Linked DNA regions of Homo sapiens: region 1 is linked to region 2. Evidence: read pairs that join two places in POLR2A ChIA-PET (ENCODE). Cell type or tissue: HepG2. All regions are shown on one strand. Each heading gives the region's core, and the rest is flanking DNA. Links, peaks and the distances in the headings are about the cores only.

The links. Peaks named below come from ENCODE experiments on the same cell type or tissue, not always from the same donor. Only the 100,000 strongest peaks of a DNase experiment are listed, where the experiment ranks them.
Region 1: POLR2A ChIA-PET joins it to region 2 with 9 read pairs; 6 of 35 experiments call an interaction of 5 or more read pairs at or near these places.

Annotation. Positions count from the first base shown.
Region 1 is chr2:222,595,592-222,612,261 of GRCh38, reverse strand. It overlaps FARSB (phenylalanyl-tRNA synthetase subunit beta), which reads left to right. Exons shown (of 17, transcript NM_005687.5): 16 at 12,179-12,334. Among named protein-coding and RNA genes, the nearest start is that of FARSB, 52 kb to the left of the region's middle. In HepG2, for the core only: no CTCF peak of the experiment used is centred there; no DNase peak of the experiment used is centred there.
Region 2 is chr2:222,662,031-222,678,700 of GRCh38, reverse strand. It overlaps MOGAT1 (monoacylglycerol O-acyltransferase 1), which reads right to left and starts at 7,043. Exons shown (of 6, transcript NM_058165.3): 1 at 6,822-7,043. The coding sequence starts at 6,915. It overlaps LOC124907985 (a long non-coding RNA gene), which reads right to left. Exons shown (of 2, transcript XR_007088095.1): 2 at 7,699-8,065. It also overlaps the pseudogene RRAS2P2. In HepG2, for the core only: a CTCF peak has its summit at 6,740; DNase peaks (open chromatin) are centred at 6,790, 7,130 and 7,980; H3K4me3 peaks cover 2,504 bases.

The DNA of each region.
Region 1 (16,670 bases), core at 4,776-9,775, 66 kb after region 2:
TAATATCACTATGTAGAATTTTCTTTAGGTGGTAAATTTACTATAATAGAAATCAGAAAACATGTTTAGTGCCAGCTGCAAATAGTTTTGAGTGTTCTTGTGCCTTAAATCCTCCACTGGTAGAGATAACTGAGAATTTGATATAATTCCATTGTCAAATTTTTCTGTTAGCCTTGAGTTGTTTCCATTCATCTTATTTCTTTGGGTTTTGTATTGTTTTGATCCTTGATGATCTGTTCATGTTTATAAATATATGGTTACATTTATAAATCAGGGTTAGGTTAATTACACTAGGTTTCCTCAAAAGTTTTGTAATACTGTTTCAGCAGTAGGCCTCTTCCCTAATTGCTAGGGCTCGCTGAGGGCCATGCACGGTTCTGTGGGGCTGGGCATGCTCACAACCAGGCAGAGGGTGCGGGTGAGGAAGCTGGGGCTGTTGTAGGGATGGGGCACTTGGCAGTATTTTAGTCCTGGGTAGTGGTGCCTTTGCTATTTTTGTTTTAATTTGTGTTTGTTGGAAAGGCCCAGGTGTAGACTGTACTCTGCTTCTCTTTCTGGCCCGAAGGCTTATGCTTAGGATGACTTCCTATTGAGAGAGCTGTTCTTAAGTGCTAGTGCTATAGGCCATCTTCTAACAAATCACCTAGGTGGCCAGGTGTGTTGGTTCATGCCTGTAATCCCAGCACTTTGGGAGGCCAAGGTGGGAGAACCTTTTGAGCCCAGAAGGTTGAGTCTACAGTAAGCTATGTTTACACTAACTACACTCCAGCCTGGGCAACAGAGTAAGACCCTGTCTCCCCCACGCGCCCCCCCGCCCCCCCAAAAAGAAGAAAGAAAGGAAAGAAAGAAAGAACAAATTACTTAGGTGATTATCCCAGAAACTCAGTTCATATATCTTTTAGATTTGCGTTTCTGCAGTACTTTGTTTCGTTGGGAAGGATAGTTCTATTTCTGTAGGAAACCTCTTCTATATCTGTCTTTTGTTATAATTACACCACTCTATTTTCTCCATTGATTCATTTCTGGTATTACTTTTGCCTGTTGTCTTGTACCATTCTTCTTTATTCTTTTTTTAAAAAGTTTTCCATCATCAATGGGATTTGAGAAATGAAGGGAGGTAAATGTGCTTGGTAAGTCTACCATCTTGAAAACATAGGTTTGCTTTAGTTTATTTGGAGTATGTTTTCTGTTTAGGTAGGCCTGGATTTTGTTTCATAACAAAATGAGCTTCTCTGATGGAGTATTCTAAAAATGTACATATGGATTCCCTACTTGTCATCTGCTGTACATAGAGGACAACAGGGGAGGCAGCAAAGCACCACAGTTCCATAGAGAGACTCTGCAGCCAGAGTGCTTGGCTTTGAGTCATGGTTCTGCCTTTACCAGCTGCTTAAATTCGGACAATTTGTTTATTCTCTCTGTGGCTCAGCTTTCTCATCTGTACAGTGGGAATAATGATAGCACTTATTTCATTGATATGTTATAAGGATTAAATGAAATTGCAGTTTGAAAAGTTCTAGCCACGTAATAAGAACTGTTGGTGTTTGGTCTTGTTGTTAAGATATTTACAATTCCTAAGCTCAGATAATTTAGCATCCTGGTTTATGGGAATTTTTTACTAGAATGACTTGAAAGCCTTAGCTGTCCATTAAAGGGCTAATGTCACCTTGCTGAGGCACTTGGGGCCAATTCTTATCCTAACTTTTGACTTAATTGGTTCTGTTATGCTTTTTTTTTAATTTTTATTTTCTATTTTTTCTATTTTTTATTTTTAGAATAAGAAAACTAAAACAGACGAATGTGGGAATTTATTTATGGAAACAGGAATGTTGTTTTTTGAGTAATTCGTCACCTACTTTTTTTGAGTGAATTAACATGTTTTTACTGTTTCTCAAACCAGTAACCATTTTTCTCTGTTGGATTCACATTAGCAATTTCCTTCTAAATAATGAAACTTTTTTGAAGAAAAAAGTCTAAACCATAGTTTTCCAGTTGATGTGAAAATTCCTCAGATTTTCATTGGTGGGAGCAGTACCTAAACTACTGGTTCAAAAGAGTAGAGATAGAGTGGCAAGAATGAGCAAGGCAGTCTCATTCAGCACAGCACATTGGTGGAAAAGATTTTTAAGTTCTTTTTCATTGCTAGAGACTGCTTTAGAATATCAGAGAAAGAGTTGCCAGTCTTAAGGGAGACAAACCTGTGAGCAGATTCTTACAGATAATGCTGAGAGAATGTACCAGTTGCCCCTTGGTAGCTCAGAAGGGAGCAACAGTTGCCATTAACTTGTTTTCTAATATTAAGGAAAAACCCAACCTTCCCAGCCTTGTATCAATTTGGGGTGGGCAAGCATGTCTTCCAAAATGAAAATAGAATCCATACTGGATTTCGATATGCCTCCCACACATTTTATGTGACCAGTATTCCTGTAAGAGTAGATGAAAGACTCCTAGCCCTATTTTCATGCTTGACCTCGTTGGACAGTTTCTTATTCTAATGTAGACTTTTTTGACTGACCATCCGTGTTGTATGAGGCCGTCAGGCTGCCAGTTTAGAGACTGCATCAGGCACACTTTTTGAGCATTAAGACTTCCACTCTAAATCAGACACATTCAGGTTCTTTGAGGCTGAGCCAACCACTGCATTTATTGAGACTCTAGATATGAAGTTGCTGCAACATTTTAAAAAATTAGTCATGACTCAAGGGACTCAGCTGATTTATGCATTTTGTTGGGCAGAGTGGCATATGCTTTTGGAATGAGAAGTTGAATGCAGACTCTGCTGTGGGGTAAATTTTTCAGTTGATAACAAGGAAGTCAGCAGACGCAGCATTGAAGCTGCCATATCAGGCTGCTGTGTGAGCTATTGGTTGGTGATTGGTTTAAATCCTTAACATTTTAATTTTTTCTGTTAAATGTCAGGAACAACTAAACTATAAACAAAATAGTTTAAAAGAAAAATGACTTCTGGGGAACAAAGGACCTAATTGTGAATTCTTAATCCTTATGCCCAGAAAAGCAACTGTATTTTGCAAAATCCAATATTCAGGCTTTTTCTTAAACACAGATTGACTTCTGTGATTGCAGTTTATTCCTTTATGGTCACTGAAGCTGCCAATGTATATAGATAGAATCTCTCTGAAATGGCAAGAGAAAACATATCACTGGGTTGAGTGAGTTTAAGTGTAAAAGGAACAAGAGCCAAAGAAAGATTGGTTTGGCTTTGCAATGTAAGAGGGTGATTTAGATTTAGTAAGATACAATCCTCCAATTGTCAATTTGACATATATCTGTGGAGAACCCTGAAAATCAAATTGCCATGCATTTTGTTTATAACTACTACATTTACAAAATGTTGGATTTTAATAAACATAGATGGAATAGGATAGGTTAAAGCCTCTTGACCGTTCATAGGGCTCCAGTTAGTGTCACTTTCTTCATGAAGCAGGCTAAGCCTTCACTTTTTGCTCAGAGCATTATTAACTTTCTCTAAAGCATTGCTGTAGTCCTGGTGCAAGCTACATTTCCTCTACCCCTCAAATCACTGACAAAATAGTTTTTAAAATTTCACATTTTCCCTGAAACTTTTCTAAATGAGCGAATGATCTACTTCTTCTTACCTGCTTAGTTTGGATGTAGAAATACAGAATTTTTTTTTAAACTTTAGTCACAATATATGTTTAAGATTCTTGTTCCTTTCTCCTCCCTTGACCACCAAGGCCATCACAGAACAAACCTAATTCACTGTTCTTTTATGATTTGGTTTGTTCTTTCAATTTGCTATTGGTTTGTATCATATATGTATGTTGGTGTTTGTGTATCTGTCTTATAAGTTACGAAAATATAGCGGTCAGATCTTTAAAGGTTTTTGTGTAACTCTATGCTTAAAAATAACTCAATAAAAGCATTTTCATTGTGGGCTTGTGAAATACTTCAGTTCTGAGAAATTATCCAGTAATTCTGGAGCCCTCAAATAATGGAGGATTATCTAGCGTCCACATGTGGAATGTGGTTTTCCAAAGAGAGCTTATGTCATCAGTCTGGATTAATTTAATTTCACCATTTCATATTTTTGGCATGTAGAATTTCCAATTATTAATTCAAAAAATATGGGTGTAAGGAGCATCGACATTAACAATTTTTGAAGTAACACATTTGCATACATGATGGCATCTTAACTGTGTAAATACATCATTTTTAATATAGAAAGTTATTTTAGTACATTTGGTTCCACATAGTTAAGATCTGCTAACGTGAGTATAATGTGTCCTGTCATGCATTGAATATTGTGTTTTTTTTTTAATAGGTAAAAAATCCATTCCAGGTTTACATTAACTAAATAAAAGCCAACCCACAAGGACGTACTTTTTCCTTCATGCGTTGAGAAGGTCATAGATTTTTCCTCATATTTGTTTCTTGGCTTTTCAGCACTATTTTAAAAAGGAAGTTCTGTACTTTGGTGCTATAATATAGGAGGGCATTTTAAGGAAAATTGTTCTTAAGCTTTATTTCTTTTTAAAAAAATTGAAAATATATTTGTGATGTTTTAAGACCTTTCATGAATATGTATTTTTAATTTAAAAGCAATTCTAATCTTTTCTTATTTTTTTTTTTTTAATATCCAACTTCTCCTTAGTCCTACTCTTAGAATTAGTTGCCGGCCCTTTTCTGTGCTCATACAAGCATATGTTATGCTTTTATTTACAGCCATAGATAATGGATAAATACTTTTTAATGTTTATACAAATGGGATATACTTTACCTGTCTTGTTCTGCACCTTGTTTCTCCTCTGAGCACATTCTATCAACTTCATTTCTTTTTAATGGCTGGATAATCTTCCATCATATCAATGTACTATAATTTATTTGCTTAGATTGTTATGAATGTTTAGATTTTTACCAAACTTTTGCTAAACTATGTCTGTTGCAAGAAATGTCCTTGTACCTTTATACAAATAGGTATTTTTAGAACTAGAATTGATCATTCCATAGGTGTAAACATCTAAATGTGTGATAATTTGTTGAATTCTCTTCATAAAAGGATTTTTTACAAACTTAGCATCCTACCAAGAGAAAGGTTCCTGTTTACCCACATTTGATATGATTTTTGGAGGCATTATGTCTTCACAAGATTCTTGTTGCATTTGTGAATCATTTAGGCCTGCACTGAAATTCTTCAGGAGATGTATAAAATTTGCAATATAAATTATAGTCTTGTGGGTTCCAATGTGAGATAAATTTGTTGGATGGAATAGAAGAATCAAGTTGCTTTGTTTTATTTTCTGAATTTGGCCAGACTATTAACCTCAAGCTCCACATCAGCCTCTGATTATTCTAGAAGCTGTTTTGGTCTCCCAATAGGTTTTCTCCTAGCATCTTTCTTTGGGCTTTTAGGTGAATGTGAGAATAGGAGTGGAAAGTTTCTCTGGAAGACTCTGCTCTTTTCCAGTCTGTGCCATGTATGATAACATAACCAAACACCTTAGTTTTTAATCATTGGTACTTTGGTGGAAGAGGATCTATACCAAACAGGAGCCTATTTGAAAAATTTGAGTTATATGTAATAGTCATTTACAAGGGGACATCATGTACCACTCCTTTTTCTTTTCTGTTAAAAAATCATTTGGCGTGTTCTTTCATCTTATAGAATTGTAGCTAGCCGCCCCTCCTTTGCGCAGCTTAGATCAGCCCTCTCCAGGCAGTACTTTGAAGTCTGTGAAATACATAGATAATTTAGGCTGACATACTTGCCAGGCCCATTTAAAAAGCAGAATTGTTTGATGGCATGACACAAGCAGTCTGTTAACTGAGTTATAAAAGAACTGAGGCATTTCCAACAAACCCCAGCTTTGGCATGACTTTTAAATAGTTCTTATTTTGTGGTGTGTAGTCAGTGGACTTTCTATGATGTAGTATGGTCTCTTAGTGCAACATACTAGGAAATGGGAATGTTACTATACCCAGCAATTTCAAGGAGGAATGGGTGGAAATAAGTTTGTGGTTATTTTCTCCTTTGATTCAGTTCAGCTACAGTAGAGGGAGTATCTTAGCAAGATATAAGGAAGTAAGTCCGGAGAGAGCAATAACCCTTGGGAAACGTAAAAAGCCAGCCAATCAGTGTGGAGTTGGGAGGGGGCGCCTAAATAATGAGGTTAATCTAATTATTACGGTGGGCTTAATACAAAGCCCTAGAAATCAGGCTTTTCTTAAAAATATTGCAAAATTAAATCTAAAAATATATAGTTCATTATTGTATGTGTATGCTATAAACATCCTGAAACCTTTCTTGAATGAAATAGAGTATAAATTTTTTAAGTTCTCTTTTGTTTTTGTTTTTGTTTTGAGGCAGGGTCTCACTCTGTCACTCAGGCATGATCATAGCTCACTGCAATCTCGAACTCCTGTGCTCAAGGGATCCTCCCACTTCAGCCTCCCAAGGAGCTGGGACTACAGGCATATGACACCACCAGTGTGCCTGGCTAATCTTTACATTTTTTTAAATAATTTATTGTAGAGATGGAGTCTCACTTTGTTGCCCAGGCTGGTCTGAAACTCCTGGGCTCAAGTGATCCTTCTGCCTCGGCCTTCTAAAGTACTGGGATTACAGGCCTGAGCCACTGTGCCTGGCCTACATTCTATATTTTTTAATTGTGATTTTATTATTCTCATCACAAGTTTACTTAATTTGTTTTTTAAAATTCTAAATTTTTAATCCAGATATTGCTGCTCATATCAGAAATATAAAAGCTTTACATAATTTAGAAATCAGGAAAAAAGTACTTGGAATTTGGCAAAGATTACCAAAATAAAGCTTCCAGTTTAGTTGCTAAGCTCTCTCTTAATGGTAGTATTACTGTTGGGCTCTTCTCTCACAGCAAAAATGGAACTCCAAAGTTGTTTCAATACGTGCCTGTGTGTTAAAGTGGAAGCATGTGACATCCACACCAACAAATGGGTACCACATGGCAAAAATACCCAGAAGCAAGTCAGTAGTATGAAAGGGATAATTTAGTTCTGTTTCGTTTCATTTTTTTCCCTTCAGAGGGAGAGAATGAAAGAAAGGGAGACACAGAGAGAGAGAGAGAGAGAGAGAGAGAGAGAGAAAGTTTGTATTCCTACAGTGGAATCAGGCTCTTCAATTTAGTTTATGAATATGGTTGGTTTAGTGAGGTTTTGTGCCTGTCTGATTTTAATGTCGACTTATAGCTTTTAGATACCAAATTTCTTTATCTTTAAAAATGGAAATGATGGAGGTGACAGTGGTATGCTCCTCGCTTATCTCAGCTGGCATAGATATGGCCCACTGTCTGCTCCTGGCCCTGTTTAATAGCTATTTGTGTGTGCTTATCTTCTTTTTAGGCTGTAGGCATTTACTCAGAAAATAATTATTGAGGTCTGGCATGGTGGCTCATGCCTGTAGCCTTAGCACTTTGGGAGGCTGAGGCAGGCAGATTGCCTGAGCCCAGGAGTTCGAGACCAGCCTGGGCAACATGGTAAAACCCTGTCTCTACTGAAAATACAAAAAAAAAAAAAAAAAAAAAATTCAGTGGGCATGGTGATGTGTGCTTGTACTCCCAGCTACTCAGGAGGCTGAGTTGGGAGGATCGCCTGAGCCTGGGAAGTCAAGGCTGCAATGAGCCAAGATCATGCTGCTGCACTCCAGCCTGGGCTACTGGAGTGAGACCCTGTCTCAAAGAAACAAAGAAGAATTACTGACGGTTTAGGTTGTAGATGTCTTGTACTGGCTTTGACCTCTATCATCAAAGAATATCTAGAATAGAGCGCCTTGAATATAGTGTGTACTGAGAAATGTTAAATGGCAAGGGCAGTTATTTCTTTGTATCTGTTCAGTCCGAAGTTCAACTCAGAATATACTTTCCATAAGTAACAATACTTTCATGGCTAGAAACTTCACTGACTCTTAAAAATAATTTATTTCAGTTGCTTAAATGGAATTCTTAAGTTTCACAAAAACTTTTGAAAATAAAACATCTGTTTATCATATAAAAAACATTTCAACAATGCATATCTTTTTTTTTTTTTTTTTAAGACGGAGTCTCGCTCTGTTGCTCAGGCTGGAGTGCAGTGGCGTGATCTCGGTTCACTGCAAACTCTGCCTCCCGGGTTCACGCCATTCTCCTGCCTCAGCCTCCTGAGTAGCTGGGACTACAGGTGCCTGCCACCATGCCTGGCCAATTTTTTTTGTATTTTTAGTAGAGACGGAGTTTCACCATGTTAGCCAGGATGGTCTCGATCTCCTGACCTTGTGATCCGCCTGCCTTGGCCTCCCAAAGTGCGGGGATTACAGGCGTGAGCCACCGCGCCTGGCCTCAACAATGCACATCTTTGACCATATTAAGTGGATATATAGCCATACATAAGCTTGCCCTTATATTGTTTGTTTTCATTTAAATGTTTTTGGGTGTACCCTATAGTGGAAAGAGCATGGGTTTTACAGTCAGTTAATTCTGGTCAAATCCTGGTTTTGACCAGATAATTAATCGTATTAGCAATATAATTAATTAATATATATAATTAATATTATATTTATTATTATTATCTAATATATATAATAATATATAATATAATATTAATTATATTAATAATAATATAATTAATCGTATTAGCTCCAGCCAATTAGTTTGACTTTGGCCAAGTTACTTAATCATTCTGAGCTTTGTTTCTCCATCTGTTTTATAGGAATAATAATACTTACTTTGCATGGTTGTCTTGAGAATTAAATAAGATTATAGATAAATTGACAGATAGTTAATACCTAGCATGTGCCAGATAATCGATACCACAGATTAACAGTTAATGTTAGTTTTCGTTTTCCTCCATTTATGTGCTTACTTTTATATTATTTTAATATTAGAGTACAGTGTCTTAAAATATTCATGTTTTACTTGGATATCTAGAAGATAAAAGGCATTCTGTATTTTATGTCAACTATTGCTAGTAGCTTTTACCTATGGGAGTAAATCCGTGGAAGAAGTTTTGCTCAATGTATGCTAACATGAAGCAGCTTTCTGTTTTCAGTTTATTCCCTCAGATATTAGTTTGTTTTTTCTCTTTTTAATTTGGAAAGCAAAATGAGGCCAGCATTCGTTCTATGTTTGTGTTAGAGCAGCGGTCTCCAGAATGTATTGAAGGGCCACAAGTGTTATAAAGTTAAATGATGACTGCTGACTTTCAGTCTTCCTCTCTATACTTAGGTACTTCTTTTTAAAAATGAGTTTTGTTACAGGTTTAGATGATTTTTTTTTTTACAAAATAAAAATTTAATAAATTAATTTTCAGAAATCAATAGCTTTTATAGATACAATATGTCTAATTTCAAGCTCTAAGGGAAGAAAAGACCCATGTTATAATAGCACAAAACATAAATGATAACATACTTAGGAATAAACACAAGAAATATTATTTGTAGAAAATGTTAAAGTGCTAATGAGAGATGAAATAAGACCCAAACAAATGGGAAGATACACCACGTTCTTTCATAGAAATACGCAGCATCATAAAGATATCACTTCTCTCATTAATGGGTGCAGCACACCAACATGGCACACGTATACATATGTAACAAACCTGCACGTTGTGCACATGTACCCTAAAACTTAAAGTATAATAATAATAAAATTAAAAAAAAAAGAAGTAGAATTACTGGATAATATGGTATAAAAAAAAAAAGAAAAGCCACCTTTATCATATTCTCAATTCTTGTAAGTATTTAGATCTGTTTCTGAACTGTTCTGTTCCACTCATCTGTATGACTACTCACAAATTATTGCCACTCTGTTTTAATTGCTGTAGATGTATAAATTTTAATATCTAGTAGTCTCCCTCTATCACTATTGTTTTTTTATATGAACTTTAGAATCCATTTATGTAATTTTTTTCAATTCTATTGGTATTTTTTTTAAGATCACATTAGATTTGTAAATTGAGAGAGGTTTAGATGATTATAATTATCACTACAAGATCAAAAAGTTCCATCACCCTAAAAACGCCTTATTTTAGTTGCATTTTTTTCCCATACCTAATCCCAGACAACTACTATCTGTTCTCTGTTCCCATAAGTTTGGCCTTTTCCAGAATGTCATATAAATGGACTCATACTGTCTGTAGCCTTTTGAGAGCCTTCTTTCTTTCAGCGTAATGCCTTTGAGAGTCATCCAGGTTGTCAAGTCTATCTACAGTTTGTTCCTTTTTGTTGCTGAGTGGTATCCTACTGTATGGATGTACCAGTTTGTTATCAGTGTTCATTTGGACTGTTGGAATTCTTTTTTAAAATATTGCCTTTAGCTGGGCACAGTGGCTCACACCTTAATTCCAGCACTTTGGGAGGCTGAGGCAGGAGGATCACTTGAGCCCAGAGTTTGAGACCAGCCTGGGCAACAGAGTGAGACTTTGTCTCTGCAAAAAATTAAAAAATTAGCTGAGTGTGGTGGCGTGTGCCTATGGTCCCAGCTACCCTGGAGGCTAAGGTGGGAGGATTGCTTGAGCCCAGGAAGTTGAGGCTGCAGTGCACTTTTATATTATTTGTGGTTGCGCCAGGGTGGGCAACAGAGCGAGACCCTATCTCAAAAAATAAAGTGAAATAAAATGAAATATTGAGTTTGTAAGTTTGTTTTAGTTTTCAAAGTAGAATAATATATACTAATCATGGAAAAACTGGGAAGTAAATAAAAGTTGGAAAAAATTATCCTTGCCCAAACATAACCTCTGTTAACATTTAGGTATATTTCTTTTCAGTCTTTTTCTCTGTTCATGGGGTTTTTTGGCTTATGGCTATATTTATGTAGTTGTGATTCTGTTTTTCATCTTTTTATTATTATTATTATTATTATTGTAGAGATGGGGTATTGCTATGTTGCCCAGGTTGGTCTCAAACTCTTGCCTTGGCCTTCCAAAGCGCTGGGATTACAGGCATGAGCTGTTTTGCCTGGCCCTATTCTTCATATACTTTAAAAAATTATTATTATTGTGGTAAAAAACATATGAGAGCTACCCTTTTAGTAAACTTTTAGAGGTGCACAGTTACAGTAGTGTTAACTATGTGCACGTTGTTGTGGGTCTCTAGAACTTTTCATCTTGCATGGCTAAACTTTTATACTCATTCAATATCAATTCCCCATTCCCTTTCCCTCCAACCCCTGGCAGCTACCTTTCTACTTTCTGTTTCTCCGAGTTTCATGACTTAGATACTTCATATAAATGGAATCATGCAGTATTTGTCTTACTGTGAGTGGCTTATTTAATTTAGCATAATGTCCTCAAGATTCACCCATGTGGTAGCATAGCTTCATAAACTTTAGTATTCTGCTTTTTTTATGCTTTGTGAAGAATGTATTCAACATAGGTAGTTTTTAAAATATTACAAAGTACACACTAGTGTAACCATCAGCCACATTAAGAATGGAACATTGCCAGTATCCTAAGCTTCTTATATGACCCCTCCCCATCACAGATTCTTCATTTTAACCTAGGGTAATTGTTAGCCTAACTTTGGTCATAGTCATTACCTTACTTGCTTCATAGTTTTCCAATCTATGTTTGTTCTTTAAACAATGTAATTTAGTTTTGCCTCTTTTTGAACCTTGTGGTCTCTTTTTAATTTTCATTTACTATGATAAGTATTTGCTGTTGCTGTGTTATGATAAACCATCATAAAGATGCTTTCTAATAGCCGCTTAGTATCCTGATGAGTGATTGCACTGTACTTTATGTAGCCATCCCTAATATAGGTTGTTTATAATTTTACTATTGGAAATAATGTTGTAGTAAATGTCTTTCTACATAAAGCCTTTTTGAATTTAGGATTATTTCCTTTGGGTAGTATTAATATTATGAATAAGAGAGTATGAAGCTTTAAGGCTCTGATATATTGGTAAATTGTTTACAAAGAATTTTACCAACTTATACCTCAGTGAAGCCTTATTTTCCCTGGTCAGCATTGAGGGTTTTTCACTCTTTCCCCCAAATAAAACACCTTAGGGAATTTGATGAGCTGAAAAAAGACTATTTTATCTTATTTTGCATTTGTGAGGTTGAATCCTTCTCTGAATGTTTAATATTTGGTTTTCTTTTTTGTTGACTTTTTCTAAGTTTGTACTGGGGTAAATCAGTTTCTTAAGCAATGGTTAATACAGCGTTGTGACCAGTTCCTTTATTTTTCTAGATGTAGGTGCAAAAAACTACAGACATCTCTGTGCTGTTTATTACAACAAGAATCCTGGGTTTGAGATCATTCATGGGCTGCTGGACAGAATTATGCAGTTGCTCGATGTGCCTCCTGGTGAAGACAAGGGGGGATATGTGATCAAAGCATCAGAAGGTAAGACAGATGAGCCGAATCCAGAGTTAGTGACAGTGTCAGGAAGAGGCTACACCTTGTTTTTGATGAAGTTGGTAGTTTTGATTTGGGATTTTAGAAAGAAAGGGAGAGTTTTATTTCAATTAATTGTCAATATTATCCAGAAAATATCCCCTTTCCCTCCAGCATTTTAAGAAAACACTTTTCAGAACTCTCGTAAGTGCTGCACAGTATACTTTCGTTCCAACTGAGCTGTAACCCCTAGTTACTGGCACCTTTAAGCCATCAAAATGGCTAAATCACTGGCACCTTTAAGCCATCAGCACATGGTGAACCCAGAAGTTTTAACTGGAAGCTGGTAAGACCTAAAGTGATGGTTTGCACTCAAAAGCTGCCTGTCTGATGGCTTTAAGACAAAAGAAAAAAGAAAACAAAAACAAAAACCTCAGAAGTTATTCTGAAAGATTTCACACATGTTAATCAAGTCATAAAGTTTGCAGAGCAAGGGTGGGAATCCTCGTGTATAAAATCCCAAGTACAGTAAAATCTTTGTTGGAGAGTTTAAGCTAGGCTAACTAAATGGTATATATGTGCTCCTAATATTCTATTAATAGTTTCTCATTATCCAAGGAACTCTGAAATTTTTGCTTTTCATATTTCTGCAGCTTCAATCTAAATTTATTTTGTTAGATGAAAGGTCCAGAAACAACTTGAGAGAAATATTTCACCACTTATTCCTACCGTTTACCTCACTGTGCTTTATAACTCTATTTGGCATCTTAAATTTCTAACAGAACATTTACTTTTAAAGTGTTATTTAACAGTTAGTAATGAGATTTGGTGGGGTAATATGTTTTTTTCTTTTATTTATTAGTCCTCAGGGATTGTTTTTGTTGGTGGTTGTTTAATTTTTGTTTTTGTTTTCATTTTGAGACTCCTTTGAAAATAACCCTGAAATCTATGGGTTTTTTTAGATTGAAGATGTGTGTGGTTCTTTTTTTTTTTTTAAATAAATGAGAGATTAAATAAGCAGGAAGTTGTTTCTTACCCACTTTCCATGAGAAATAATAAAATGCAGACATTGTTATGCTTGTGGAGTTCTAGATGTTAGAACTGGATTTTGGAGTTCATCCAGCCCACGAGCCCGGTTTTATGAGTGAGGGAACTGGGGTTAGGCAAGTTAAAGAAGCCGGAGCCGGGTCATGCATGTTGACCCCACAGCTTCTGCCTCCCAGTATCCTTGCCAGTGTTGTCTGCCTTTTTAGTGCCTGTATATACTCATTCACCAGTTTACCATCCTAGAATTTTGCTTTAAGACCAGGTCATCCAGGCTTATGGCAACCTGTAAGCTGATGTGAAGCATTTCTTTTCCTTCCATGCACAATCTTCTCAGAAATCTTATTTCTTAAACAGTTTAGCTAGATAAAAATTTGATGCAGATTGCGTCCTGAACGTGAGGTCCAATTTCTTTCATACTTGAAAGGTTGCAAAGAGCTGAAATGGTAAATGAGAGCATAGCTTGTGGTGGATGTGATGCTTTGTGTAACCTTTAGATGGATAATATTTCTGTAAACTGGTATCTTAATATTGTGACTTCTCCTGCTTCAATCAGTTCCTTAGATATTTATTTATCAGAAGAGTGTGAGTTCCTAGTTATAAGGCAGACTTCAGAAAAGACAATGATAAGTAGGACACAGGTGCTGCTGTCAAGCAACCAGCCAGGGAAAAGACCACCACATACCGACCCTCAAACCAAGATGTTAAAATGATTGTCTTGATGTTTCCGAAGAGGAAGAAAGTGCAACTTCTTCAGGGCATCCAGAAAAACAATAGGGAGTTTCTGCAAAGTGAGATGGGCCTTTGGAAGAATAGGTGGAGACAGGGGAAGCAAGGCAAACTAATGATAGGAAACACAGGCTGTATGTTTGGAAACACAGCAGACAGTGTAGTGTGGTTTGGCTATAGGGTGAGGAAGGAGCTTGAAACTATATTTGGAGTCTTGAATGCTAGGGAAAGGCTGCAGCTAGTTAGGAGAAAAGCATTAAAGCTTCTTTTTTTTCTTCTTTTAAAGCAGGTAGGTGATATTAGATCTGTACTTTAAAAGGATTAATTTAGCAGCAATATGTAGGTTGGGTGGGATGGAGAGCAGAGGTGAAGAGAATGGTGGGAAGGGATTTTAGCACATTGTAGAGGAGTGATAATGAGGACTTGGCCTGGATCGTGCTCATAGGATCCAAGGAAAGGACTGATTTAAGAAACCTTAAGAAGATAGAAGCCACAGCATTCATCATTTGGAAAATTTTGTGATAGTGCCACTTGGAACTTTTTGTGATACAGCTAATTTGTGTTGATCTTCTGCTTAAAAGTCAGGTTTTTCTAATTCTAAACTTATGATGTTATAATTTGAATTCCATATAATTTAGCACCCATACAGAATATAATACTTAGTATCTAGTTTCCTAACATGTAGATGTCTGCTGTTTTTGTTTAGAATTTTTTTTTTTTAATTAGGAAATACACATTCCTAAACTGTCACTACTTCTGATGTGGTTGTAGGTCTTTATGTTCAATTTTGTTAGGCCAGGTTGTTATTTTGGTTTTTGATTTAGCATGAATATTTACAGACTCAGACTTGTGGTTCCTTTTGAATCTACATTGGCTGTCATAGTAGAACATTGTAATCTTTTGAAGTTTTTCCATGTATGAAATGTCCAAGATTTATGAACATGAAAAGCTTTTTACACATGGGCAGCCTGAATCAGTATGTATTTCAGTATATCTAACGGGCTTTCTTTGGAAAAGGGCAGGAGATTTACTTTCACCCCCTATCACCATCATTGGCCGCATTAGTCTCTTGGAGTCCTGGGCACACATCTAGCTCTGAGTGCTTTTTTTCTCAGGGTGCTTTCTGCAAGAACCATCAAGCCACAGAGAATTGGTATCATTACAAATAATGGTTCCTCATTTCTCATAGGGATTTCTGTTTTGATTATCTAATGGCAAGTATGATTATCCTTTTTTGTTTATGGTTGAAGAAAACAATGTATAAAGAAGTGGCTTGTCAAAATAAGTCAGTAATAAAGTTGGTATTAAGTTTTTCATCTAATATATATGTATGTGTTTGTGTGTGTGTATATAAAATACACACACACGTACACACATACATACCACAACTAAGGAACAAAATTGTTTTTCAGACTCCTAAGCAAATCAGTAAACACAGGAATTTTGTTACTGGGGCATGTTTAGCTGCATCATTTCCTCCAGTTTATTGTTATTTTACATACAGCTTTTTCAACTAAGAAAAGGTCTTCAGAGTATTAAAAAGTAGAGTGGAAGCAGATTAAGAACTACTGTTCCCTGCCATTCTTGATTACTGAGTTGTCTGATATTACTCTGGCATATGGCTTACTTTTTAATAATTAAAAATCTCTAGTGGCTTTGCAGTTATAATTGAGCTAAGTCTGTTCTCCAGAGATTCCTGCATATGTCAGTTACGTCGGCACTTATACCTATTTCTTCCTGTCCTTTTAATGTACACTACTAAGCTTTCTTTTGTACTGCTTTGTTTGGTGGTAGGGATGAATGGAACAGAACTCGATTCACCTTTGAGAAACCTGGCTCCGTGCGTTATAAGAAATCTGGAAATTCATCTGATTGATCTTCGCATTAACCTATGGAGTTTTGTTGACATTGGAGCGTAACCTTGCTTGTTATGCAGGGGGCAGTCCTCTGCAGCATGTGGAGTATCTGCAAAAGCACCCAGAAAGCCCGTAGTTGTAGCTAGAGTGAAAAGCCGTGGTCCCCTGGTCTTACATATTTCTTATTTGCTGAGCATCCTTGCAGTTAACAACTTGAGATAGAATGTCAAGTTGATGACAGAATAAGATCAATGTTGAGTGGGAAAAAAAGAAGAACCTTTAACTTTTTAGCAGACTGCAGAGCATTTTAAGAGTTTCAAAAGGGTTCAACTCCAAATATTTTAGTGGCTTTGGATCAGATTATTATGGCATATATATATATATATGCTTTTTCTTTTTTTCAGGCTTCTTCCCCTTCATTTTTTGTGGTTTGTTGCAAACTTAATTATGTATGTTAAGAGGCATCTATCCTTTTCAAAAACCACTTCTGGGCAAGGAAAATTCTCCACATTTTTGTATTTGGAACAGTTATGTGGTTGCCGGGCAGATCAGTGGCAAAAATTATTTCTTGTAGAATGTATGGGCTTTGTGTGTGATTGGCTGCGTTGACTTGAGCCTGTGATTTTTTTTCCCCTTTAGCTTGTTACCTATTTCAGTTTTGATTATTTACAGTTCTACAGAAAACTTGAATTTAACTTGTGACAAGATCCCTGTTG
Region 2 (16,670 bases), core at 5,492-10,491:
TCAAAGTGCTGGGATTACAGGCATGAGCCAGCACACCCAGCCAGATTAAGCAAAGATTTTAAAGATACGACACCCAACACAATCTATTAAAAAAATGGATACAATTAACTTCATCAAAATTAAAACTTCTGCTCTTCAAAAGACATTGTTAAGAGATTGAAAGGATAATCCATAGACTGAAAGAAAAATCTATACAAAGCTCATCGCTGATAAATGACTTTATATCTAGAATACACAAGAACTCTCAAAACTCAGCAATAGGAAAACAAGCAATCCAATAAAAACCAGGCAAAAGATTTAAACAGATACTTCAACAAGGAATAGAGATGGCAACTAAGCACATGAAAAGATGCTCACGGTCATTAGTCACTGAGGAAATGCAAATTAAAGCCACATCGAGACACCACTACACACTTATTAAAACTGCAAAAATTGGGACTCAGCAACATTCTCTTGGCTCCTGGTGGTCAGTGGGGGAAGTATGTGGGCAAGTCGGCACTCATCATCCAGTTAATCCAGTCCTTTTTTCTAATGGGTTATGACCCAATCACTTAAGATTCCTATGCAAAGCAGTGTGTGACAGATAACACAGCAGGCTGGCTAGATATTTTAGATAAAGCAGAACAAGAAGAGTTTGGTTGGAGCCATGAGACAACAGAATATCAAAACTGGTGAGGGCTTCCTGTTGGTCTTTTGAGTCACAGGTCAAGGCAGTTTTGGAAAAAATCTATACATTTCAAAGACAGATTCTCAGAGTAAAGGATTATGATGAGTTTCCAATGATTTTATTTGGCAATAAAGCAGATCTGGATCATTAAAGACAAGAAACACAGGAAGGACACAGTTAGTACGGCAACTTAAGGCAGCATACCCAGAAGGCATTAGCAAAGATTAGAATGAATGTAGATTAAGCTTTCCATTAACTTGTCCAAGTTATAAGGAAATTTCAAGAGCAGTAACTTCCTTCTTCACCAGAATCGACACGGAAAGAAAAAGACAAGAAAGGCTGCTACTGTGTCATTTTCTAGAATCCTTTGAGTTTTAGCTATCAGCCTCCAGGAAAAGCCCTCATCTTCTTTTTCTCTCCTTATAGTTTACATCTCATTAGTACCTTTCTAGCCTTAGACAAATGATCATCACGTTAGCCTTAGACCTAGAAGCTGGTAAGTCCTTCCCATGAAGCTAATATAACAGTCATTTCCAGACAAATTTAAAGGAAATGCCAAGGCTGCTTCAAAATTTCTGATTTCATTAAAATATATATGCCAGGCGTGGTAGCTTTTTAGTAGAGTCAGGGTTTCACCGTGTTAGCCAGGATGGTCTTGATCTCCTGATCTCGTGATCCACCCACCTCGGCCTCCCAAAGTGCTGGGATTACAGGTGTGAGCCATTGTGCCCAGCCAATAAGTATTTTTATATGTTTATGAGCAAATATACTTCACAACATACCTTGTAAATATGTAAAGATAAGTATTTAATTCTCATTGTTCACTTTTAACTGACAAAACATAAAAAGTGGAAACTATAGAAGCTGTGGTAGAACTTTTACTTGCTGGTCTGGTTTTGGTTGTACCCACCTTTGGCCAGTCACATATCTGCTCAAGAAACCTTCCCAATAGAGTACAACAGGATGAGACTCTGAAATCATTTTCAGTATTCCCTACTAGATATTGACTGTTATATCTCAAGTATGAAGTGTAAAACTTTAGTTGACAATTAGTATAATTGTGGATGGCTTCTGACTTTGTTTTTTAATTCTGTGGATTGTGTTTAAACAATTCAAAAGCATGTTCCTGATTTTTAGATACTAAAGTACAAAGTTGTCACTTTATTGAATGTGTACAAAAATCCCATGAAGTTTATAGAGCATACCCTTATATAGCTTCAAGTGCTAGAATTAAAATTGATCAGTATCACAAGAAAAAAATTGCAAAAATTAAAAAGACTACATCAAGTGATGGTAAGGACATGGAGCAATTAGAGCTCTCATGCCCTGCCAGTGAGAATGTAAAATGATATAATACTTTGGAAGAAACTTTGGTGGTTTCTGGAAAAGTTAAACCTGCAACTGTCATATAATCAAGGCATTACATTCTTGGTTTACCTATGAATAAAGAAAGTATATGTTCATACAAATATCTGTAGGTGAAAGTTCACAGTGGTATTATTCATAATAGCTATGAGCCAAATATTCATCAATAGATGGCTGGACAATTTGCAATATATCCATGCAAGAGGATGCTGCTTAGAAACAAAAAGCAATGAACTATTGATATATATGAGAAACCGTCTCAAAATAATTACACTGAGTGAAAGAAGCCAGACAAAAAGAGAGTATATATGATGTGATTCCATTTATACAAAACTCTAGAAAATGCAAACTAATCTGTGGTGACAGATCAGATCAGATCAGATCAGGCACAGTGTGGCTCACACCTGTAATCCCAGCATTTTAAGAGGTCAAGGTGGGAGGATCCCTTGAGCCAAGGGGTTCAAGACCAACCTAGACAACATAGAGAGACCCCGTCTGTATTTAAAAAAAAAAAAAAAGGAGATCAGTGGTTGCTTGGGAAGGGGGGTTGGGGGCCAGAGAAGGAGGGCTTACTGTTTGATTTTATTACTAAATGAAACATTTTGCTACTTTAAAATATATTCCAAGTACTAATAGCTTAAACTCACTTTCCTGGTGATGGGAAGAAAAATGCATTCTGGGATTTTGATTTAGAGATCTTAAAACATCATTAATAAAACATCTCTCGTCACCACTGGAAGTAACTATTGTATCAACTCCTTACTTGAAACTTGATAATTAAATGGAAAGAAGAGTATTTATCCTTTATTTCCTGTAAGAATTGAATTGTAGGGTAGTCAAATGGTGCTACATGATGAGACAAAATTTTTAACTGCAGAAATTCTAGCTAATAAATGAAGAATAAATGATAGAATAAGAAAATTACCCTTTGGGAGGCCGAGGCAGGCAGATCACAAGGTCAGGAGACCGAGACCATCCTGGCTAACACGGTGAAACCCCGTCTCTACTAAAAATACAAAAAATCAGCCGGGCGTGGTGGTGGGCGCCTGTAGTCCCAGATACTCAGGAGGCTGAGGCAGGAGAATGGCATGAACCCGGGAGGCGGAGCTTGCAGTGAGCCGAGATCGCGCCACTGCACTCCAGCCTGGGCGACAGAGTGAGACTCCGTCTCAAAAAAAAAAAAAAAAGAAAAAGAAAATTACCATTTTGCAGTTTCAAATAAAACAGGTAATTCGGGCAAGCATCATGACTTAAATCACTAGATGAAAGATTGCAGCATGCCAGTCATCACCTCGGATTACTTCCTTCCTAGACCCACTGACCAATTGTAGACACAAATAATGAGACAAGCAGACACTCTGTGCATCCTGATGTGATGTAACATGAAGTGCACAGCAACACCTGGGAAGAAGTCTTGCCCAGAAGGTTTCATCTAAATCTAATCAAGCATTTAGCTCTAACTTCCATCTTTTAAAAGAAATACAAGGGATAGAGGAACAAGTTAACCCTGCAAAGAAGCAGACAAACTCACAAAGTGAGACATCCTGCAGGACCCATGTCAAATGGTTTCATCAAGGTTTCACTGACAAGAAAACAAAGGGGAGACACTGTTCTACCTGAAAGACATAAAAACCAAATATAATGCATGGGTCTTATTTGGATTTGGGCTCAAAGAAATTGCTAGTAAAAGTGTATTTTGTCTGGGTGCAGTGGCTAGCGCCTGTAATCCCGTTACTTTGGGAGGCTGAGGCAGGAGGATCACTTGAGCCTGGGAGTTTGAGACCAGCCAGGGCAACATAAGGAGGCCCCATTTCTACCAAAAAGAAAAAAGAACAAGAAAAAAGGTGTAGTTTTGGTACAATTTAGGATATCTGAACTTGTTTTACATGATTTTAAGTAATTTTTGTTAACTATGCTAGGTATGACAAGAGTACTATGGTTACACACAAAATACTTATTTTTAAAATATGCAAACTAAAGTATTTAGTATTAAAATATCTTAATGTGTGAATTCACTAGACACGAAGGAAACAACAGACACTGTGGCCTACATGAGGGTGGAGGGTGGAGGATGAGGAGGAAAAGCTACCTACTGGGTACTATGCCAATTATTGTGGTGATGAAATAATCTGTACAATCCCCATGATGATCAATTTACCTACATAACAAACCTGCACATGTACTCCTGAACCTAAAACTTAAAAAAAAATTATACAAAAAAAGTGATTTGTTTTAAAATATTTTTGCAAAATAATGGATAAAACATATATGGCAAATTATTAAATAATTATAAACCTAGGTCATGGGTATATGGGAATTCATACTCTTCTCTCTAGTTTCTGTATGTTTGAAATTTCCCACAATATAATTTCCAAGATATATAATACAAAATATGCTCCTGCTAACACTAATGTCAAATGTGTGAAACAAAAACATTGAGGTGAATTGGATCTAGAACCACTGTAGTTTGATTCAAATTAGACACAGGTCATTGAGCATCTGCCATGTCCTCGTCACTAATCCACTCACATGCGGTCACATGTGTCTCGACTTTCCACTACTGGGCCATGTGATCTTGAGTAACTCACTTTATCTCCTAGTTCCTTCATTGGTAAAATGAGGGTAACGGGTAGTCCTCCCTCACCAGGTTGCTGTGAGGATTACATGAGTTAATACTCTAGGGATCTGGTGGGTGCATAATTCCTATTCTGGGTGATAGACCAGAAACAGCCATTCAACAAGTATTTGTGTATATCTCAAGTATTTGTGTATATCTCAAGTATTCGTGTATATCTTCCATGGGCCAGACATATACTGTGTGTTTCCTCACTAAGCTTGTAGACTAAGACAGCCATAGAGAACTTTCTGAAGTCACCACAGCCATACACAGATACAAGCAATGATAAGTGCCATGAAAGAAAAGAACAGTGGCTATCAGAGATGTGTTGAATGATCGGTTAGGAAGTCGGACTCCAAGTTCAGGCCATTTAAGAGAGCAGTTTAGTGGTTAAAGCAGACACTTTGGGCAGAATACTTGGGTTTGAAACCAGCTCTACCACGTCCTGCTAGCTGCATCGCCTTGAGCAATTTACTTCATCTCTTAGTTCCCTCATCTGTACCAGGAGTGTAGGAATAGTCCTTACCTCACAGGGATGTTGTGAAGATTGCTAGTTAATCGTGGATGTTGCTTAGAACAGCACCTGGCACATACCAAGCGCTAGATAAGGTCGTGTGTTGTTATCTCCATGGTGCTTTGATCCAGAGCAACCCTGCCTCACGGTGTAGTCTGTGAGGACTTAATGAGTTAACACTTTGAATTACATTTTTTTTTTTTTTTGGTAAATTCTACCTAGCAGCACAGGAGAGTCACTCGGAGAGTTCTTAAGAGGAAAAAGGAAAAAAAAAAAGGTGTACAGACTTCATTCTGAAACAAATGACTTAGAAATTCCAGGGATGAGCCGGGCGCGGTGGCTCACGCCTGTAATCCCAGCACTTTGGGAGGCTGAGACAGGCGGATCACCTGAGATTGGGAGTTCGAGACCACCCTGACCAACATGGAGAAACCCCGTCTCTACTAAAAAGACAAAATTAGCCAGATGTGGTGGCACATGCCTGTAACCCCAGCTACTCGGCAGGCTGAGGCAGAAGAATTACTTGAACCCGGGAGGCGGAGGTTGTGGTGAGCCGAGATGGCGCCACTGCACTCCAGCGTGGGCAACAAGAGTGAAACTCCGTCTCAAAGATAATAATAATAATAATAATAATAATAATAATAATAAACAAATTCCAGGATGGAGCCTGGGCATCTGCACTTTTTAGAAGCTTCTCCAGTGATTCTCATCTAGAGCCAGGGTTGAGAACCACTGATTCAGGCTTTCGAAATGTAAAAGCAGTTTTAAAAGTGTAAAACTCTCCAATGCAATGGGCTTATTACTATTATTACCACCCCAACGCTGTACAATCCATGATCTTACAGCATACACATGATCTTAGTCTTCAGAAGAGTTTATGTTTCAATAGAAGGGTCTCCCCCAAATTCCTCCCTCCTCCCACATCACCCCTATTTACTTCAAGAGCAGAACAAATATGAAGGAAAAAACAAAAAACAAAAAGAAAAACCACCCACGTTTTTGCCCCATCTAATGATTCGGCTCGTGTATGTTTCATGGGCTCAACTTGGGAACCAACTGGAACACACACGCTACTGAGTCAAACTATTTCCAGAGAGAAACCGCTCAACCAAATGCAATGAGTGGTGCAGCCTTCTTTACAGAAAGGTACTGCTATGCATCCAGGAAATCTCCAAAACGGGAAAGGGAACACTGCTCTTTGTCAGGAGGGTGGGGAGACAAAGAGGGAGAAGGAACAAGGTTTTAACTACTGAGGCATTACTTTGCCATCTATGAATCAACAGTTCGAGAAACGAGTTTGCCAACTTTTGAGGGGTTAAAGTGCTCATGCGTTCGATGGGGTCATGGTTACATTTTGGTAGATACAGTCGCCAAAAGTCATCGAGCTGTATCCGTATAACTGCGCCTTTTATTGTAGGCAAGGTGCACCTCAATTTAAAAAAGTAACGCAGGAGAAAATAAAATTAAACAGTCGTTAGCGATGAGGTTCTCGTGAGGAAACCAGAGTCCACGTTAGCTCCAAATGCCCTCTTTGACCTGCCTGCTCTGGCCGACAGGGGAACGAGGGTTGGAAGGTTCTATGCAGGTCCTGGAATCCGGACCGTCCCGAGGGAGGATATGGAGCCCAAGCCCCGCGGCCCGGGGGGCGGGGTCCTTACCGAGCAGCAGGTATTTCAGGACCCACTGCAGCACGGCCACCGTCTGCAGCCGCCGCGCCAGCTGGATGTTGAGCGGTGCAAACTCTACCTTCATGGCCTGGCCGGGCGAGGACGGCGCCAGCCACTGCAGCCTGCACCCACGCTGCTCTGCGGCGCCTGTGGGAAGTGCCCGGCCGGATCCGGGCCCCGCGCTGGGCACTGGCTGGGCGGAGAGGAAAAGGCAGAGGCTAGGCAGCGAGCGGGGACCCAACTGCGCCCTGGGTGGGAGGGCGCGCTGGGCTGAGGCTGGGGGCAGCCAATCACAAGCGCCGGGCGCCAGAGCTGGCCCAGCGCCCTGGCCCCGGAGCAGCTACAGCGGCCCGGGCGCATTGGCTGGCGCGCCGGGCGTTGGCGAGAGTGCGCCGCGTGGGACACGAGGGACGGGGAGAGGGGTCAACTGGCAGCCAGCCCGAGCCGGGCAGCGCGGGCTCCTGCCGCCTGGCTGAGGACCTGGGATCTCCACCAGGATCTGACCATTGTTCAGCTGATCGATCACCCAGCGCTTGCCTTCAGCATCCCACCCCTTCATTCGAACCCTCGGTGATTGGGGAAGGGTTAGTTTGAGGAATCGCACACCAGCTGGAGAGATGAGCGAGACTTGTTTCTTAGTTTATTGATCTGTGTCCCCCCGCAACCTCCAATTTCCCCGCGGATGGGGAAGGGGACCTGGCTTCCTCACTCTTGGGTCCTCAGTTCCCTACAGGAGCTCCGGGAATCTTTCACCCATTCATTCATTCAACCCACATTTATTGAGCACTTGCCACTTGCTGAGCACCATCCGGGCGCTTGGATAACCAAGCTGTCAAGCGCATCCGTGTGAAGAGACCACCAACAGGCATTGTGTGAGCAACAAGGCTGTTTATTCACTTAGGTGCAAGTCAGCTGAGTCCGAAAAAGAGTCAGCGAAGGGAGATGGGGAAGGGGTTGCTTTATAGGAGTTGTCTAGGTAATGGAAAATTACAGTAGAAGGTGGTTATCTATTGTTAGCAGAGGAAGGGGTCACAAGGTACAGGGTGGGGAGATCATAAGACTCATTGTCCAGAAGAAGAATGTCACAAAGTCGATTGATCGGCTAAGGTAGGGCAGGGACAAGTCACAATGGTAAAATGTTGTAATGTTGGTTAATCAGTTAAGGCAGGAACTGGCTGTTTTACTTCTTTGCGTTTTTTTTGGCTGCTCCAGGCTTCTTGGCTCCTGCAGGCCACCTGGATGTGTACATGCAGGTCACAGAGGTTATAATGGCTGAGCTTTGGCTCAGAGGCCTGACACAAGCTATTCATTGTCTTGTTCTCAGAGTACAGGGGGAAACAGACATAAGCAAAACAACTACACAATTTGGTGTATAATTACAAGTAAGACCCTACTGTGAATGACTAGAAGATTCCAAAACCAAGACTGCTGCACGGTCAGGGAAGTGTCTGAAGAAGTGCCCTTACTTGAGCTGTAGCCAAATCTAGTTAACCCAGGAGTCATCCGGGCAAAGGGAAGCACATATGCAAAGGTCCTGTGGCTGAACTCCAAGAAGAGCTCAAAGAGTGAGAGCTTGGGGGACAAGGGTGAGATTGGGGTGACATCAGGCAAAAATGGTGGGCAAGGTCCAGACCCTTGCAGACTGAGTTAGGGTTCAAGTTTGAACCCCAAGAGCAGTACAAGACACTGAAGGGTTTCAATTACGATGTGCTAAATGGATGGCTAGATTCTAAATAGTGCCTAGTCCTTGGGAGCAACCACTGCACTTTATTTATAAATATTAATTACCACATAGTTGAAAAACTCAAAATGATGAGCAGCTGTCAAGTCATTGCTGAAGAGGACTTGGAACAGGGCAAAACAATATAGTTGGCCCTCCTTTCTCCCCCATCCTATGCCCTTTTCTCCTTCAACATTTTAATACAAAGGGAGTTGGATTAAAACAAATACCAGGGCCACTTGGAGGAGTTGTTTGTGATTTTTTGTATGCAAAACTTGTTTGGGTTTCTTTTTCCTCCTACTTAAGGAGTCACTTTCTTCTTTCCTTTTAGATTTCTTCCTTGAATCTTCCCCCAGTGCTAGGTGGGGACACTACGAACACACCCTATGTCAGGCACTCTGCAGAGACCTCACAGGCGTAATCTCAAAAACCCTACAAAGTACGCATTCACTTCAACTTTGCAGCTGAGGAAATTAGGGCTTAAAGTCACACAGCTGGTAAATGGCAGAATAGAGAAGATTCAAATTTCTATAAAACCTGGAGAGGCGAGTCATCCCTTCATCAACTGAACCAAACATAGAACAAACATTTATGGAGTGCCTGCATTGCCTTGGGCATTGTCCTTGGTACTGATGACACAAACGTGAATTAAGATGAGGTCTCTGTGCCTTTGAGAATTTACACACATTTACTTATTGACTATTTGTGGAAAGCTTTCTATGTATTAGGCACTGGGTAGGGAAAGGAGATGAGTTACAATGGTGAATAAGAAAAGTCTTTGTCCTGCTGCAGCTCACAGTCTAGTGGGAGAAACAGAAAATACCTACCTATGTAGACAACCAAATGTGTGACAGTGCCCTGAAGGAAACACATAGGCTGATACAGAATAATGGGCACCTATTTAGAACAGATTGGAGGTAGCAAGAGTGGAAGTAGGCATATCCCCTAAGAAGGCTATTGTAGGATGATTGTAGAGGATGTGGAAGCTTGGGAAAATATAGACTTGAGATATGCATGGGACATATAAATGGTAGGACTCTTTGATTCATTGGATTTCGAATCTGTCGGTAAAGAAGAGCAAAACACCGAGAACTCCTGATCCTGATCACTTGGAGTTTGCTTGCTTAGTAATGTATTTGTTACTTTCCCAGAACACTAAGCTGATAGATAAGAACTGTCATATCCTGTCACAGCCATCACAGCCAACTGAAACAAAGCATGGACTCACCAGCACTCAGTCAATGCAACAGTCCATCACCATTTTAATCAACAATTAAATTATTTGCTCATCCTTTTGACATTCAACATGTATTTATTTGTTTACATATTGTGTGCCAAGTTACTTGAGTTAAGTGATCACTGGATTTACATAGTGGGAAAGTTTTAATTCATCAAGCTATTCAAAACAATTCTAAATGAACCTAAGATTCCAGAGCCTAACTGCTATACTAGGCTGTTTCTCAAATAATATAAGGAAGAAAGGGAGTGTTGTCACAACAGAGGAACAAGTCATTGAAGGGTAAGTAGAAGAGTGCTGATGACTGAACCTGTCATTTGGGTTGAGGTGTAGTTATCCATTCAGTCAACAAATATTTTAGCAAATGATTAAAGAAAAATACATTTGGCAGAAGTGTCAGCTTTGTTCCTATGGGCCTGGAATTGGCTAAATATGAGTGAATAATACATATATATGTTTACAATAATTCAATGAAAATGTACCAAGCACCACAGCTGTGGCAAGTCCTGGGGAAGGAACCAACACAGTCCCTTTGAAGATCTGGGATTCCACTGATGGGTATGGTTCCTCTTTCTACTTCTCAACTCTGATGAAGAAATAAGGTCACAGGCCAGATTGTCTCAACAATTATGAAAGGCTACTCTTGGAATTGAGAAATAAGAAATCATTTCCTTGTTCTAATTATTTCTTCCTGTGCACTTTACTATAACTAACATCTACTAGTAGAAAGGTGACAATGTCTTTCTATAACATGACGTTTTACTGTAACTTAAGTAAAAATGTTCTCATTGTTAGGTTAAAAAGGAAATAGTATTCTGTTAGTATTCTGTCTAGACAGAGTCCTTACAGGGGATAGTTTAGGGCAAAGGTCATGGTTCTGATTTTCATAAGATGCATTAATCATAAAAGTAAGTATTCTCTCTCTCTCTCACGCGTGCGCGCACAGACACACACACACACACACACACACACACACACACACAAACACACAACACTGAGAGCGGCCAGCTCTGGTTAAAGTAAAATAGAAGGCCATCACTATGGTAGTTTCAATGGAATGTGCTTTAAGAAGTTCTATTTTCAAGGCTCTTTTGAACAAAGTTTAAGAAATTTGCTGTGGTCCCTCTACATTCTTATTGTCTTCTCAATTAACTATTTGATCAATCTGACAAGGCTCGGGTATGTTTGCTCTGGGGAAAGTTGCAGGAACCTTGCCTGAGAAGGTGAGGCTTTGTAGCCCCACGGTTACCATCCAAGGTTTCCTTTCCTCCATATTTTCTTATTGCTACAAGTACACACAAGGTCTCAGACCCCATGTACCATTCCTGCCTTCCTTCCTTTCACATTTTCCTTCGAAAACTCCATTCATAGAAGTTCAAGTGTTGTCTCTCCGTTAGTTAATTTATGTTAATATGTGACATTTTCTCTACAAAATATGTGCTTCTCTAATTGCTCCTTTTGTGTGTTTGTCTGTTTTTTGAGACAGTCTTGCTCTGCTGCCCAGGCTGGAGTGCAGTGGGGCGATCTTGGTTCACTGCAACCTCTGCCTCCCAGGTTCAAGCGATTCTCATGCCTCAGCCTCCCAGAGAAGCTGGGACTACAGGTGCGCACCACCATGCCCGGCTAATTTTTTGTATTTTTAGTAGAGATGGGGTTTCACCATGTTGTTGCCCAGTCTGGTCTGAAACTCCTGAGCTCAGGCAATCCACCTGCCTCAGCCTCCCAAAGTGCTAAGATTACATGCGTAAACCACTGTGCCCAGCCCCTAATTGCTCTTTTAAATTGTTGTAACACTATGACTGATTACTGTTAGAAATTATGAGGATAATGACTAGTATTTATTAAATATCCTTTCTCTTCCCATGACCCTCACCCACACCTTCATTTGCATTTGCCCTGGGACAGTAATTGGAGGTCCAGCAACACACTCAAGGTAGGAACAAGAAGAAAGGGATTCGGAAGGTTTACTGCAACTGTCCTGAACCCAAGGCAATCTTATAAAAGAGGCAGTCAGCAACTCCAACAACAGTGCCCTTGGGGACACGACAAAGCAGTTTCCATTACTTAGCTCCAGTTTCCAAGAAGATCCAGGCTATGGTCTGAATGTTTGTTTTTTCCCCAAGTCCCCCAAAATTTACATTAGGTGAAATCCTAACCACCAAGGTAATGGTATTAAGAGGTGTGGCCTTTGGGGAGTGATTATATCATGACAGCTCCTCCCTCATGAATGGACTTAGTGCCCTTATAAAAGATGTTGAAGGGAGCTCTTTTGCTCCTTCTGCCATAGGAGGACCCAGCAACAAGTCAGCTGTTGCAACTCAAAAGAGGGCCCTCACCAGAACCTGACCATGCCAGCACCCTGATCTTGAACTTCCCAGCCTCTAGAACTGTGAGAAATAAATTGTGGTTGTTTATAAGCCACCCAGTATATGATATGTTGCTATAGTAGCCTGAATGGACAAAGACAGTCCAATCCAGTGGATGTTTTGTTTTGCTTCAACACATGCCATCTTCCCAGTCCTGACTGCTATCATTTCTCCTCTGCATTATTGCAACCTCCTAACTGATCTTCTTGCTGTGAGTTTTACCCTCCAAACCACTACTCCTTATCCCCTTTCCACAACGTGCCCAGTGTGATCTTTTCCATTACTTTTCAAACATCGTTTAAAATCTTTGAATTTCTTCACAATTGCTGTCAAGATAAAGTCCAAATTCTTTAATATGGTTTTGGACTCTGCATTATAGGTCATCTACATCTCACTTCTTGAGTCTCAGCTATAACTTTCCAATACTCGCAAGCTAAGCTTTAATAATTCTGAACTTAATTTGTTGTTGAACAGTCAAGTTTCAGGAGGAAGAGACACATGGGTCTCAAGAACAACCAGTCAGTTTGATGTGTCTAGGCCCTCTCTCTCTCTGTCTTCTCTCTTGCTGTGAGAGTCATTTTACCTTGCTGGAGATTAATTTTCTCCATGGGGTGGGAAACATGGCCACTAATGGCCCTACACTTGTACATTACAGCTTCCGCCTTTAAATCAAATGGACTTAAGTTCCCTATGGTCCCAAGTCCAAAATCCAGCTGGCATCAGGCGTCAACTTCTGTATCAATTCATTCAAATGAGATACAGGGTCCCATTGCTGTAACATGGTGGCTGTCAAATTTGCCCTTGTAGCAGAGAAAGAAAATTCTGGGCAGATGATGCCAAGCTTCTGCAATCAAAACCAATCAGAAGGGAGAAATGAGTGAGGAGGAGTTAAGTTGACTTCAGTATTTCCAATTTGGATAACTCAGTGGATGGTGGTGACATTGAAAAGGAAAGGCAGACATGGGAAAAAATGAATCTTGGGGAAACTTCAGTTTTTGACATGTTGAGTATGAGATGCCAGCATGTTGGACAGCCAGGTGCAGATGTTCAGAAGCTGGTAAGAAATATGTACAGAAGAGGCCAGGCACGGTGGCTCACGCCTGTAATCCCAGCACTTTGGGAGGCTGAGGCAGGCGGATCACGAGGTCAGGAGATCGAGACCATCCTGGCTAACACGGTGAAACTCTGTCTCTACTAAAAATACAAAAAAAAATTAGCTGGGCGTGGTGGCAGGCACCTGTAGTCCCAGCTACTTGGGAGGCTGAGGTAGGAGAGTGGCGTGAACCCGGGAGGTGGAGGTTGCAGTGAGCCAAGATAGCGCCACTGCACTCCAGCCCAGGAGACAGAGTGATACTCCATCCCCAAAAAAAAAAAAAAAAAAAAAAAAGAAATATGTACAAAAGAGAGATAAAGGCTGAAGATAGGAAGGGAGCCGTCTGTGTTTAGGTGGTAGTGGAGGCTGCAGACCTCACTCCAGGAGAAGATTTCTAAGCACGTAACTCTGGATAGCACCCCACATAGAAGGAAGGGAAAGTGCAGTGTAGGAGGTAGAGGAGGCCGCAACAGAGTTAATATTTATTCAGTGTTCATGATAGGCCAAACCCTACACGAACTATTTCTCTTAAAATTCTCACAACCATCACATGGTATACCTACAAGGTAGGTATTGTTGTTATCTTCACATTACAGATGAGGAACTGAGGCTCATCAGTATTGTGTCATTGGTCCAAGGTCTCAGTGAACAGTAGATCCAGGATTTAAATCTGTGACTGATAGAACTCAATACTATGTTGTATTGCTTTTGCCTATCGCATAGTGACAGTAGAAAAATCCAAGGAGCTAATCAGGAGCCTGGAGTCAGGAAAACTAAGGAAGGAGAATATCAGGAACGAGGGAATTGTCAATACTATAAAATGTGTAATGAGTTTATTTGAAAAATCCAATTTAGGCCGGGTGCGGTGGCTCACGCCTGTAATCCCAGGACTTTGGGAGGCCGAGGTGGGTGGATCACGAGGCCAGGAGATCGACACCATCCTGGCTAACATGGTGAAACCCTGTCTCTACTAAAAATACAAAAAACATTACTTGGGCATGGTGGCGAGCGCCTATAGTTCCAGCTACTCAGGAGGCTGAGGCAGGAGAATGGCTTGAACCTGGGAGGCGGAGCTTGCAGTGAGCCGAGATCGCACCACTGCACTCCAGCCTGGGCAACAAAGCGAGACTCCATCTCCAAAAAAAAAAAAAAAAAAAAAAAAAAATCCAATTTAAAATGACCATCGTTTTGACAAATTCCTTAGTGCTGATCAAACTGATTCTTGTGAGGTCTTTCAGACCTTCTTGATTCTAGATGGATCTAGCAATAGAAACCCAAAAAGATGTACGGACTTTGGTTATGTCCTAAAAGTTTCAGAGTAATCTACAGAGAGATTGGAGTGCACCCAGGAAATTTATAGGAAAGGCATATAAGATTATGGATAGAACAGAACCAGTTTTGGATATGCAGCAAGTAAAAGCAAGGCCAGTTACAGTAAACTGTATCATCCATTACCTGTATTGAAAGCCCTGCCTCACCCTCTGGGAGATAGCAGCTCAAGTTTTACTAAACTTCACACCAGAAAGAGGTCATAGTCTCAGATCACTTGGGTAATTTATACTGAAGGTAATATACTGGGTAATTACTTTCAGTATAAATATCTACTAATCAAATAGCACTTTGCAGGTTTCAAATTGTCTCCACATACTTTATCCTCACAACCATCAGATGGAATACTATCACCATTTTGTGAATGAAGAAACTGAGGCTGCAAGCGGAGCCTGTTTGCTTTTGGACAGGAAAGCACTACACAGTATCAGCATGCCCCTTTAAGCTATCAGTAGCTCTAGTGTAAAATGTCATCTGACCCCGTACTGCAATTTAGGACCTGTGTGAGAAGAACTTCAGACCTGACAGCATAGCTTTCACAGTTACTGGCCAACCCACAAGCATTACAGGAAAGTGACACAATCATTTCAGAAATTTTCTCTGAGCTTATTACATATTTTATAGGCAAAAACAATCCACGGGTGCAGGCTCTGATTCCAGGTGATAATGAGAGAGCTGGACAATCTACCAATGTCTGATTAGTCAGGGAAAAGGAGTGAGCATGATTGTGTTTTATGATAGCCTTGGTTTTATTTTCTCATAATAAAATAATACTTGCTAGTTACAATTCTGTAAAATATAAGATACAATTTTAAAAAATCTCACCAATCCAAGAATAGCGACTGCTAACATTTTGTTGTATATCATGGTAGCCATTTTATTTTGTTCACACTCATACATACGTGCATTTTTTTTTCTTTTTTTGAGAGGGAGCCTCACTCTTATTGCCCAGGCTGGAGTGCAATGGCGTGATCTCAGCTCACTGCAACCTCCACCTCCCAGGTTCACGTGATTCTCATGCCTCAGCCTCCTGAGGAGCTATGATTACAGGTGCCCACCACCATGCCTGGCTAATTTTTTAAATATTTTTAGTACAGATGGGTTTTCACCATGTTGGCCAGGTTGGTTTTGAACTCCTGACCTCAAGTGATCTGCCCACCTCAGCCTCCCAAAGTGCTAGGATTATAAGCATGAACCACTGTGCCCAGCTATATATGCATTTTTAAAACAAAATATTGGTCATTTAAAGTATATTGTTCAGCCCGGGCAACATAATGAGACCCTGTCTCTACAAAAAAGTTAAAAAATTTGCCAGGTGTGGTGGTGTGTGCCTGTGGTTCCAGCTATTTGGGAGGCTGAGGTGGCAGAATCACTGGAGCCCAGGAGATCAAGGCTGCGGTGAGCTATGATCATGCCACTGTGCTTCAGCTTGGGTGAAAAAGTACGACCCTGTCTCTAAAATGAAACAAAATTAAATAAATAAAAATAAAGTATATTGCTTAGTAACTGTACTTTCATATCATAAAGTTCACTTGTTATGAAGTTTGTACCATGTTAAAAAATGTAGATGGCTGAGCTGGGTGTGGTGGCTCACACCTGTAACCCCAGCACTTGGGGAGGCCGAGGTGGGCGGATCACGAGGTCAAGAGATGGAGACCATCCTGGCCAACATGGTGAAACCCTGTCTCTACTAAAAATACAAAAATTAGCCGGGCGTGGTGGCGTGTGCCTGTAGTCCCAGCTATTTGGGAGGCTGAGGCAGGAGAATTGCTTGAGCCTGGGAGGCGGAGGTTGCAGTGAGCCAAGATCACACCACTGCAATCCAGCCTGGATGACAGAGGGAGACTCCATCTAAAAAAAAAAAAAAAAAAAAGGTAGATAGCTAACATCATTTTTAATGTTTGCATAGTATTTTACTGCATAAAGGTATCCTACTCTATTTAATCGAGCTCATATTGTTGAATGTTTAGGTTGTTTCAACATTTTCTACATTGCAAAGACTTGTTTCATTATTTCCTTAGAATAATTATAGGAGTGGAATTTTAGGATCAAAGAGAAAAAATCTTTAATATGTTGATTTATATTGTCAAACTGC